Linked DNA regions of Homo sapiens: region 2 is linked to region 1. A link is a contact called in ENCODE Hi-C or POLR2A ChIA-PET data. All regions are on one chromosome and are shown on one strand. Each heading gives the region's core, a stretch centred on a gene start or an enhancer-like site at or near the end of the contact. The rest is flanking DNA. Distances are from core to core; before and after follow the strand shown.

Region 1 (5,682 bases), core at 2,195-4,694:
AGAACCCCCAAGACAACAACCAAAAAACTGCCTCCAGTGACCACTGGGACCTCTGAGGGTAGCTTGCCGCATCAGTCAACCTGGTACAGCTCCAGCAGCTCCTGCAGGAGCCTCTCCTCCTCCTGGAGCCCACCAGACTGCTCCTCCAGACCCTGCTCCTCCCAGCTGAGCCCCTCCTTCACGGATCTGGGGTTGCCCATGGCTTGCAGCTTCTGAAACAAGCCCTTGCAGCTCTCTCTCTCTGCCCGGCTCAGCAGGCTTAGGTTCAGGGTGAAGCGCCCAGTGCTCGCCAGGCTGCATAGGATCCCCAGCACCGCTGCCCGGTCAGCCGGCCCCACGTGATCAGCCAGTGCCACCAGCAGCTCCCCAAGAAGTCCAAATCCCACATCTGTCTGGAAGAGGCAGCCGAGCCTTGGACCCCCAAGCTGCAGTAGAGCCTGGTAGCGCTCTGGCCCACTTGGCAAGTGTCGTCGCCAATCACGATAGAAGTCAGCAGACGTCTCGGGCTGGAGGGGGGCTTTCTCCTGGACCACAAAGGAAGGAAAGGGAGTCAGGAGCTCTTCCAGCTGTTCTGCAACAGTGACAGGGAGGGGAGCCTGTAGCTCTTCATCTTACTGTCTTCATCTCACTACTGTCTGAGCACTGGGAAAGCTGTGGTCCTTGGCGGCCTCATTTTCAGATGAGGAAACTGGGGATGAAACAGGGAGGGCCCCAAGGAATCCACGCCATGATTTGAGATTCTCATTTATACTGGAATTTTCCTACTCATGAATGGAGACATAGCTCTGGTCTTCAAGAGTAAGTCAGGGTTTACTGTAAGTCGGGTGGATGGGTTGATTGGAAATCTCAGGAAGAGAGAAAGGAACTCAAGGATCTGAATGTTGGGGTCTCTCTCTCAACACTGCCACAGGATCATTACACTAGACACCATACAACCCAGAGGCAGAGCATCCCAATTCTGATCTGAGAATGAAAGTCAAAGGACTAAGGGAAGCCGACCTTCCTAGCCCAACTTTCTGACTCATTCTGCCCACTTCAACTCAGCTTTGCCATCTGCTGTTTGTTTTTCTTTCTGGGATTGGAGGCAGAAACCTATCTCTGTTGGTTTAACATGACAAATAAAGAAGAGGTATGTGTGGTTAAAAAAACAAAACAAAACAAAACAAAATGAAAAAACAGGATTGAAGCTTTAGGGCAGAGAATCCTGCTGGACTAAAGGGGCAGGGCCTCACCTACCGGGGAGATTTCAGTGGCCACATCCTGGAAGGTCCTTCCCTGAATAGTGTGACAGTTCCAGGGCACAGTTCTCTTTCCTCCCATCTTATCCTTCCGCTCCAGTGGCTTCAGATGTGATGCAAGGACAATACCCCTGTAGGCAAAGGACAGAAATTAGGCAATGGACTTAATGCTGTGTCTGTGGGTGTGAGGCAGCTAGACTTTGCATGGTATAGGATAAACCTGTTACGGACCAATATGACCATAATAATAACAACAGCGATAGCTGACTGCTTTCAAGCACCTCACATGTGTCAGACACTTGCTCAGTCTTATGTGCAAGAACTCATTTAATTATAACAGTTACTGTTCTACAGATAAATAATTGAGACTCAGAGAAGTTAAGGAAATTGCATAAGATCAAACAGTAGACGGTGGGGCCAGGACTGAAGCCCAGAATGGTTTGATTTCAGAGTTAACTACTATAATCCACCATAACAGGAGGGCCTGAGAAAAATGGCAGTGAGCCAACCTGAACTCCTCATAGGAAGCCACCCTCTGTTCCACTGCCCGTAACTTGGCAGCATTCTCCCGTTTGTACTTCTCATCAGCAGTGAGTGCAGCCTGCAGCTCTTTCTCCAAAGCCTTGAAGTTGATGATGTCATTCCTTTCCATGGCCTGTGCCTGGGAAGGCAAAGGGAATACATGTCAGTGGACAGTCAATATCAGGGGAAAGAGGGTACCTCTGAATTATTCACCAGAACACAAAATGACCCCAAAGCACTCTGGACATCATGTCACTCAGATTGGGAGGTGTTACAAAAATCTGGTTTTCTATTTTACAAAGACAAGTTGAATTTCACAGTGAGGACTTACACAAGACTTGTCCCTGAAAATAGAATACAGAGTCCTGACTTTCAATTTGGAGTTCTGTCTTAATTTTGCTCTTTGCCTCTAAAAATATTTTTAATTTTGGTGCTTCAGTCGAGGAGGCATTGGGATCTCAGAATTCAGTTTCTTCACTCTTCCCCCATAGGATTGTTCTACAGCAAGTCGTTTCGACAGGGGACCTCACACAAAGGCAGAACTCTTGTTAGTTACCCTTGAGCTCGGGGATAAAGTTTCATTCTTCATTGAATGTCTTTAATGAGGAAGGAGACTTTCACCCAAACCAGATGCAATGACTGAGCAGGAAATCAAGTAGAAGGGGCAAAGGAAGGAGCTCAATGACCCCATCCCCAAATCCCTCTGTCCAGCCCAGGGCTGGAACAGAGGTCCCTAGGTACCTGGGCAATGCCTTTAGTTCTATCACTGTACTTCTGTAGTTTCTGCATATCTGAGGCTGACTGATCATTTCTACAGAGATATTCTTTTCTTTTTTTTTTTTTCTGGCTCTGTTGCCCAGGCTGGAGTGCAGTGGCGCGATCTTGGCTCATTGCAACCTCTGCCTCCGGGGTTCAAGCAATTTTCGATCCTGACCTCAAGTAATCCGCGCGCCTCGGCCTCCCAAAGTGCTGGGATTACAGGCGTGAGCCACTGCAGAGAGATTCTCTACGTGGGTTCTAGTCGTGGCTCTGGCATTTACTTGTGGGACCTCTCTGAACTGCAAACTCCTAGTGAGTTGAGCTAGATTTTGTGGCGGGGTCATCACCAACAGCCCTAGCGCAAGGAAGCAGGAAGTCCCCAACCAATCCCATAGCCACCCTACCCCAACGTAGGGAATCTGAACGCCAAGAAGGGGCTGGGGTGGCCAGTAACCGAAATCAGGTGTCCAGTTCTCAGCCCTCCCCAGGCATTTAATACATAGAACTAACCCTTCCGTCCCCTTACTCAGCCTCCCGGACCTTCACCCCAGCAGTCCCGGCCTTGGTCCCCTTGCTTTCTTTGGGGATCCCCTGATAAACCAGAACAGGAGGGCAACCCCGCGCAGACCACGCCCGCAGCTGTGGTTGCCTAGCAACTGCGCTAACAGCCTGACCACGTGATCTGCCCGAAGGCCCCTCCCCCCATTTTCAGGGTGGTCCCGAGGCGCCTGATCAGATTCGTTCATCCTCAGCTCTCACCCTCTTTGGAGCAGCCCACGTCTTGGGCTACTCGTCTTGGGGACCCGCTACTCCGCCTTGCCAGTCCGCGGCGGGCATACCTCGGAACTGGTCCTCAGGCAGAGGGTTGTCCTCCCGGGCAGAAAGGCGACAGCGGCGTCTGCGGGGTCCTTCCTGGCGGCGGGCGCAGGCGTTTCCTCGGCGTGGGGCGGAAGCACGATCTCCGGCAGCGGCCTGGGAACTCTTAGCTGAGCAGGCGAGAGGTAAGTTGAAGCGGGTCAGCGGCACGGAAGGGTTGCTCCAGGTGGGATAGGAAATTAAAAAGCGTCAGATCTGGAAGGGGCCTTATATGCTATTGGCCCCTTTCGCTTTACGGATCGGTAAATTGAGGCCTGGAGCGGGAAAAAGAATGGAAGACCCTGTCGTCCTCGTGCCTTCCCAAGGCTTCCGAAGCGCGCACACACGCACACACCTCGATTTCGGGGCTGCCTCTATAGCCTCAGTCCGTAAAATCGTATCGCTAGGTAGGAGTGGTGCTCTAACTGTCCAGTCCCCTCGCTCACTTCCTCTTCTATCCGTGCCGCTTTCAGCCGTTCTTTGCCAAGTTCCCTCCGAAGTCCTCTGAGCTCCTGCATTGTAGCGGGAAGCGGCAGTGAGGTTTGTTACCATGAGTCGCTAGTTTTGTGTAACTGTGGGCAAATCAGCTATATTCTGTGTACCTTGTTAGAGTCATTCATTAGTTCAGTAAATACTTATTGAGGGCTTAGTCTATGCTAGGCACAGTACTAAGTGAACAAAGTCTTTGCTTCAATTGTAGTTGGGGAAATGAACAGTAAACAACTAGATACAAGTCAGCTAGTGATAAATGTATAACATTTGTGAATAGCAATAAAACAGTGAAAGTGGGAAGTTGGAGAGTATGTATGGGGGACTTTTTAGAGTGACAGAGAAGATGACATTTTAGTGGAGACTTGATTGAAATAAAGGAACAAGGTGAAAAATATCAAAGGGGAGAGCGTTTTGGACAAAGAGAAAGGCAAGTGCAGTGGCCCTGAGGCAGAAATGAGCTTGGCTTGTTCCATGAACAGCTTTCTATAACAGTTTCTTCAATCGGCCGGGCGCGGTGGCTCACGCCTGTAATCCCAGCACTTTGGGAGAAAGACGCGGGCGGATCACCTGAGGTCAGGAGTTCGAGACCAGCCTGGCCAACATGGTGAAAACCCATCTCTACTAAGAATACAAAAAAATTAGCCAGGCGTAGTGGTGCACTCCTGTAGTCCCAACTACTCGGGAGGCTGAGGCAGGAGAATCGCTTGAAACCAGGAGGCGGAGGTTGCAGTGAACTGAGATCGTGCCGTTGTACTCCAGCCTGGGCAACAAGAGCAAAACTCTGTCTCAAAAAATATATATAAAATAAATAAATAATTTCTTCAATCCCTTGACTGGGGTCTTGGGAGAATGAGATAAGCATAAATGCGATAGTAGCTTTTTAGAAGTAAAAAGAATATGCATGTGAAAGTTTCCATAATAATTTACATTTAATTATTGGTCCTTGGAGCTCCAATTCTCTCTCTACATTCAGCACCCAGCAGGTGGCATTGAGGGAGTTGGAGGTATCAGTCTAATCCAAGAAATATCAGCATCTTAAAATTAAACATCCCATTCAGTTAACATTTATCCAGTTCCTACTTATGCAAGGTGCTGTCTTGGCTATTGGCTGTGTTAGCATTGGTACTTTTTTCTCAATTATTTAAAAATGTAAAATGTGGCCGGGTGCGGTGGCTCACACCTGTAATCTCAGCACTTTGGGAGGCCGAGGTGGGCTAATCACCTGAGGTCAAGAGTTCGAGACTGCCTGGCCAACATGGTTGAAACCCCGTCTCTACTAAAAATACAAAAATTAGCCAAGTGTGATGGCGGGTGCCTGTAATCCCAGCTACTTGGGAGGTTGAGGCAGGAGAATCGCTTGAACCTGTGAGGCGGAGGTTGCAGTGAGTCGAGATCGTGCCACTGCACTCCAGCCTAGGCAACAGAGCGGGACTCCGTCTCAAAAAAATAAAAAAATAAAAATGTAAAATGCATTCTTAGCTGGAGGACCATGCAAAAACAGTTGGAGGGGCCAGATTTGGCCACAGGTCAGAGTTTGTCAACTCTTGCTCTAAAGTATTAGGAGGTGAAGAGGCATTGTGTCAGCAGCATACTGTCAAATATTTGGGGAAAAGAAAGTTATTTGTACTGTTCTTGCCACTTTTTGGTATTATTTTAAAATTAAATTTAGTATCATAAAAGAAGTGAAGAGAAGAAGCAGGTGCATGGAACACAGGGTTCTCATGATCAAGGATGGCAAAAAATAATGCTAGCTAACGTTTATTGAGCCTAGGACTCTGGTAAATTCTTTTTTTTTTTTTTTTTTTTTGAGACGGAG
Region 2 (5,640 bases), core at 1,533-4,032, 180 kb before region 1:
GGGCGCCTGTAGTCCCAGCTACTCGGGAGGCTGAGGCAGGAGAATGGTGTGAACCTGGGAGGTAGAGCTTGCAGTGAGCCGAGATCATGCCACTGCATTTCAGCCTGGGTGACAAAGCGAGACTCTGTCTCAAAAAAAAAAAAAAAAAAAAAGGAAAAGGCTGGGTGTGGTGGCTCACACCTGTAATCTCAGCACTTTGGGAGGCCAAGGCAGGCGGATCACCTGAGGTGCAGAGTTCGAGACCAGCCTGACCAACATGGAGAAAGCCTGTCTCTACTAAAAATACAAAATAAGCCGGGCATGGTGGCGCATGCCTGTAATCCCAGCTACTCGGGAGGCTAAGGCAGGAGAATCGCTTGAACCCAGGAGGCAGAGGTTGTTGTGAGCCAAGATCGCGCCACGGCACTCCAGCCTGGGAAACAAGAGCGAAACTCCGTCTCAAAAAAAAAAGGGAAAAAAAAAAGAAATGCCTAAACCAGATCTGCAGGATTGAGGACAACTGTCGGCAAGCTCAGACTGAGGGATCACCACTGGCAAAACCCAGCATTAGGAATCTTGGGAAACTAAAACAACAATAGCACCCAGTTACTCCTGCCATGGAGAGATTACAAGAAACATGTGGCCGGGCGCAGTGGCTCACGCCTGTAATCCCAGTATTTTGGGAGGCCGAGGCGGGCGGATCACTAGGTCAGGAGATTGAGACCATTCTGGCTAAATGGTAAAACACCGTCTCTACTAAAAATACAAAAAATTAGCCAGGCGTGGTGGCAGGCGCCTATAGTCCCAGCTACTTGGGAGGCTGAGGTAGGAGAATGGCGTGAACCTGGGAGGCGGAGCTTGCAGTGAGCCGAGATTGCGCCACTGCACTCCAGCCTGGGCGACAGAGCGAGACTCCGTCTCAAAAAATAAAAATAAATAAATAAATAAAAGAAACATGTCTGTGTGTATGCACGTGTGCATGTGTGCACGTGATCAAGGGGACTTCCTTGTGCTGCTTTCCCCTACATGACACACCCCATGAATGAAGCAAAAAGTTTCTTAGCCTCATTAATGTTTTATTAAATTAAAAAATAGAGACAGGGGTCTCCCTATGTTACCCAGGCTGGTCTCAAATTCTAGGTTTGAGTGATCCTGCTGCCTTGAACTCCCAAAGTGCTGGGATTACAGGTGTGAGCCACCATGCTCAGCCTCTTAGCCACACTGAAAAGTCAAAATTGGCTGGGCGCGGTGGCTTATGCCTGTAATCCCAGCACTTTGGGAAGCCGCGGCAGACAGATCATGAGGTCAGGAGTTCGAGACCAGCCTGACCCACATGGTGAAACCCCGTCTCTACTAAAAATACAAAATTAGCCAGGCGTGGAGGCATGCGCCTGTAATCCCAGCTACTTGGGAGGCTGAGGCAGGAGAACTGCTTGAACCCGGGAGGCTGTGGTTGCAGTGAGCCAATATCATGCCATTGCACTCCAGCTCTGGGCGACAGAGCAAGACTCCATCTTGGGGAAAAAAAAAAAAAGAAAAAGAAAAGAAAAGAAAAAAAGAAAAGTCAAAATTAGGAGTCCAACCTGAGTACAGTGAATCCTAATCTGTAGAATCAGCTAAACACAGAGGTAATTTTAACTGTATATTTTAGACAATCAATTTTCAAATAATTGAAAGGTCCAGCATGGTGGGTCATGCCTGTAATCCCAACACTTTGGGAGGAAAAGGCAGGCGGATCACTTGAGCTCAGGAGTTTGAGACCAGCCTGGGCAACATGGCGAAACCCCGTCTCTAACACAAATCCAAAAATTAGCCAGGTGTGGTGGTGCACACTTGTAGTCCCAACTACTGGGGAGGCTGAGTTGAGAGGTTGGCTTGAAGCCTGGGAGGAGGAGCCTGCAGTGAGCTAAAATCGCACAACTATACTCCAGCCTGGGCAATACAGCCAGACACTGTCTCAAAACAAACAAACAAACAAACAAAAAAACACCAAAACCCCCAAGAATTAAAACAATATAAAATACAATTTTCCATTAACATTATGTTAAATACAATTTATAATTCAGAAAGACTTCAGGGTCTCAAAATGCCTCGGAGTTATTATGAATATTACTATCATCTCACAGACAGATACTGTGTATATATATATATACAGGGAGAAAGTGATCTGAAATCACATGCTGCCAATTCTCTTCACAGAATGTCTTCAGATTCTCCTATCTCTTCCTGTTCCTGGGAGGAATGCTCACATCCAGACTTCATGACCTTACCCTTGGACTTAAGTTACCTCCAGCCTTTTCTGGATCTCTTTGCCTTCACAATCTTTCTGCATCACCTGAACTCTATATAGCTGTGGGACTCACCTCTGTGAAAATGGCTTTCCATGTGTCCCCCCCATGCTTGAAATCCTAGAGTAACAGCGGCTTCTTAACTTGGAAGGTATCAAGCCCAATTTTTCCCTAGGCCTATCACCCTCATTTCCCACTTACGCTGTCCACTCTTGCCTCCCACAGCTTCCATCTGGCCGGGCCTCTCAGTGCCCCTGATGCAGAAAGACTGTGACAGGGAGAGATCCAGTTAAGTCTGAAGGTTCCTTTAGTCCAAGCATAAGGTCATGAAGTCTAGATGCAAGTACACCTACTTGGTATGATATTAATGAGACCCAGAAGGCATTAACATGGAAGGAAGACTGAGAACATTCAAAGGGGAAATAAGGTAACTTCCTTAAAACCAGATGCTCAGCAAAACCCCCAAGGCCATGGCAAACAACAGAAACCATAAAGTCATTTATGGCCTAAAGATAACTTCTTCTTCTTAGTAACTCAATTTTGTTATTGCACACAGGACCATCTGCAGCCTAGGACAACTCTGTGGTTTTCCTACTCCAGATATTTTCACTTCAGTCTCAGGATTACGTGAAGCATTATAAGATTTAAAAACTGGCTCATAGGCTGGGTGCGGTGGCTCACGCCTGTAATCTCAGCACTTTGGGAGGCCAAGGCAGGCGGATCACCTGAGGTCGGGAGTTCGAGACCAGCCTGACCAATAAGGAGAAACCCTGTCTCTACTAAAAATACAAAATTAGCCGGGCGTGGTGGCACATGCCTGTAATCCCAGCTACTCGGGAGGCTGAGGCAGGAGAATCACTTGAACCTGGGAGGTGAAGATTGTGGTAAGCCAAGATTGCACCACTATACTACAGCCTGGGTAAGAAGATCAAAACTCCATCTCAAAAAACAAACAAACAAGACCTGGCTGATATTAGGAGACAAAGCAGTGTCCCATTGTTGGATACAATTTATAATATAAATTCTTATTCATAACAGCTTATGGAACAAATTATCTGGTCCATAACCACAAATTAGCTGGTTCCATAACAGCTTATGGAACAAATTATGGTAATATGAATTACCATAAGAATAACTTTTTATAATTCTACAAAAGAAAGAATCAAAAAGGTAAGGTGAAGAACTGCTGTAGATTAACCAACTGGATACTTACTAAACATAATTTCACATGGGGAAAATAATTACTTCTTCCAACTTTAAAAGTCTTTACAAATATGCAAAATCACTGTAAAAACTACCTTCCTGCCTTTGTTCTTCCTATTTAGCGGAGATACTTCCATGTAGCTATCACCTCATGAACCCAATTTTTGTGGAAGGATCTTGGGCTGAACTCTTGTTCTGCTTTATGCATTGCCAATACAAGTATCTAGAAATCTCCAAGACCGAAACTAAAATCAGAGAGCAAATTTCATTTTCTTTATATTGGCTTGAATTTGTACAAGCAGCCAGTTACTGAGCAAAAATCCTGTTTCAACTTGTACATCAAGCACACGGCTGAAGAACACAGGGAAGTTGTTTTTTCTTTTCTTTTTTTTTTTTTGAGACAGAGTTTCACTCTTGTTGCCCAGGCTGGAGTGCAATGGCACGATCTCAGCTCACTGCAGCCTCCGCCTCCTAGGTTCAAGGGATTCTCCTGCCTCAGCTTCCCAAGTAGTTGGGATTATAAGCATGTGCCATCACACCCAGCTAATTTTTGTATTTTTAGTAGAGACAGGGTCTCACCAAGTTGGTCAGTCTGGTCTCAAACTCCTGACCTCAGGTGATTCACCTGCCTCAGCTTCCCAAAGTACTAGGATTACAGGCATGAGCCACCGTGCCTGGCCACTTTTTTTTTTTTTTCTTTAATGAGTCATTTTCACTGAGCTACCAAGTATTGAGCCCCATCCGTGAGGACACATTATGAGTACACATAGTCTTACAGTCAACACCCCCAAACAGAAGACAACCAATTCAGCAAAACCAGACTTCCAAGGAGCCCACTCCAGTTAGCTTTCATGGTAATTATAATAATTTTAATTATTCATAGGGAACCAAGCTCAGAGGCCTTGAGAGTAGAACTTCAAAAAGCATCCTAGCAAGCCAACGCCACTTCACAGAAGAATGGCCTCAATTTGGACTAAGGGAAAACAAAACTAGAGGACCCCACAGAAGCCAGGCTAATCCTTCTCCAGGAATCTGGCATCATTTTTTGTTTGTTTCTTGATTCATGTTTTTTGTTTTTGAGATGGAGTCTCGCTCTGTCACCCAGGCTGGAGTACAATGGCACAATCTTGGCTCACTGCAGCCTCCTCATCACAGGTTCCAGTGATTCTTCTGCCTCAGCCTCCTGGGTAGCTGGGAATACAGGCACATACCACCATACCCAGCTAATCTGTGTATTTTTAGTAGAGATGAGGTCTCGCCATGTTGGTCAGGCTGGTCTTGAACTCCTGACTTCAGGTGATCTGCCTGCCTCAGCCGCTCAAAGTGCTAGGATTACAGGCGTAAGCCACCGTGCCTGGCCTCTTTTTTTGTTTTGTTTTGAGACGGAGTCTTGCTCTGTTGCCAGCCTGGAGTGCAGTGCCGTGTTCTCAGCTCACTGCAACCTCCGCCTCCTGGGTTCAGCGATTCTCCTGCCTCAGCCTCCTGAGTAGCTGGGACTACCACCATGCCTGGCTAATTTTTCATACTTTTAGTAGAGACGGGGTTTCACCATGTTGGCCAGGCTGGTCTTGAACTCCTGACCTCATGATCTGCCAGCCTTGGCCTCCCAAAGTGCTGGGATTACAGGCGTGAGCCACCACGCCCAGCCATTTTTTTTTTTTTAAGACAAGAGTCTCGCTCTGTTGCCCAGCCTCTAGTGCAGTGGTGTGATCTCGGCTCACTGCAACCTCCACCTCCCAGGTTCAAGCAAATCCTCACACCTCGGCCTCCTGAGTAGCTGGGATTACAGGCGCCCAGCATCAGGCCCAGCTAATTTTTATATTTTTAGTAGAGACGGGGTTTCACCATGTTGGCCAGTCTGGTCTTGGACTCCTGACCTCAAGTGATCCACTCACCTCAGCCTCCCAACATGCTAGGATTACAGGCGTGAGCCACCGCACCTGGCTGTTTGTTCATTTTTGAGACAGGGTCTTGCTCTGTCACCCAGGCTGGAGTGCAGTGGCACGATCATGGCTCACTGCAGCCTCCAGCTCCTGCCTCCAACTCCTGGCTCAAACAATCCTCCTGCTTCAGCATCCTGAGTAATTGGGGCTACAGGTGTGCACCACCATGCCTGGCTAATTTTAGGCTGGGCTCAAACTCCTGGGCTCAAGCAATCCTCCTGCCTTGG

The links. Hi-C counts contacts between places; a loop is a spot of excess contacts on that map. ChIA-PET counts read pairs that join two places held with the same protein, here RNA polymerase II (POLR2A). Pooled maps may share reads with other maps.
Region 2: a loop to region 1 is called in a pooled map, with 2.6 times the contacts of the local background. The contact joins the enhancer-like site here to the promoter of EFTUD2 in region 1. A Hi-C loop is called at or near these places in 7 of 168 maps with a recorded cell type or tissue (B cell, CD4-positive, alpha-beta T cell, CD4-positive, alpha-beta memory T cell and 3 more), 18 of 37 single-sample maps with no recorded cell type and 18 of 50 pooled maps. POLR2A ChIA-PET finds 5 or more read pairs at or near these places in 23 of 52 experiments (A549, B cell, CD4-positive, alpha-beta T cell and 18 more).

Annotation. Positions count from the first base shown.
Region 1 is chr17:44,897,207-44,902,888 of GRCh38, reverse strand. EFTUD2 (elongation factor Tu GTP binding domain containing 2) reads left to right here and starts at 3,444. Exons shown (of 28, transcript NM_004247.4): 1 at 3,444-3,520. DNAAF19 (dynein axonemal assembly factor 19) reads right to left here and starts at 3,160. Exons shown (of 4, transcript NM_213607.3): 1 at 3,030-3,160; 2 at 1,748-1,899; 3 at 1,237-1,369; 4 at 1-524. The coding sequence starts at 1,890. The coding sequence ends at 72.
Region 2 is chr17:45,074,978-45,080,617 of GRCh38, reverse strand. The region is part of intron 1 of NMT1 (N-myristoyltransferase 1); the gene reads right to left. Among named protein-coding and RNA genes, the nearest start is that of NMT1, 16 kb to the right of the region's middle. Within about 2 kb of position 2,782, at least 3 of the 41 ENCODE cell types and tissues checked have a DNase peak (open chromatin) inside an H3K27ac peak, as active enhancers do; they include B cell and GM12878, where a contact is called at or near this core.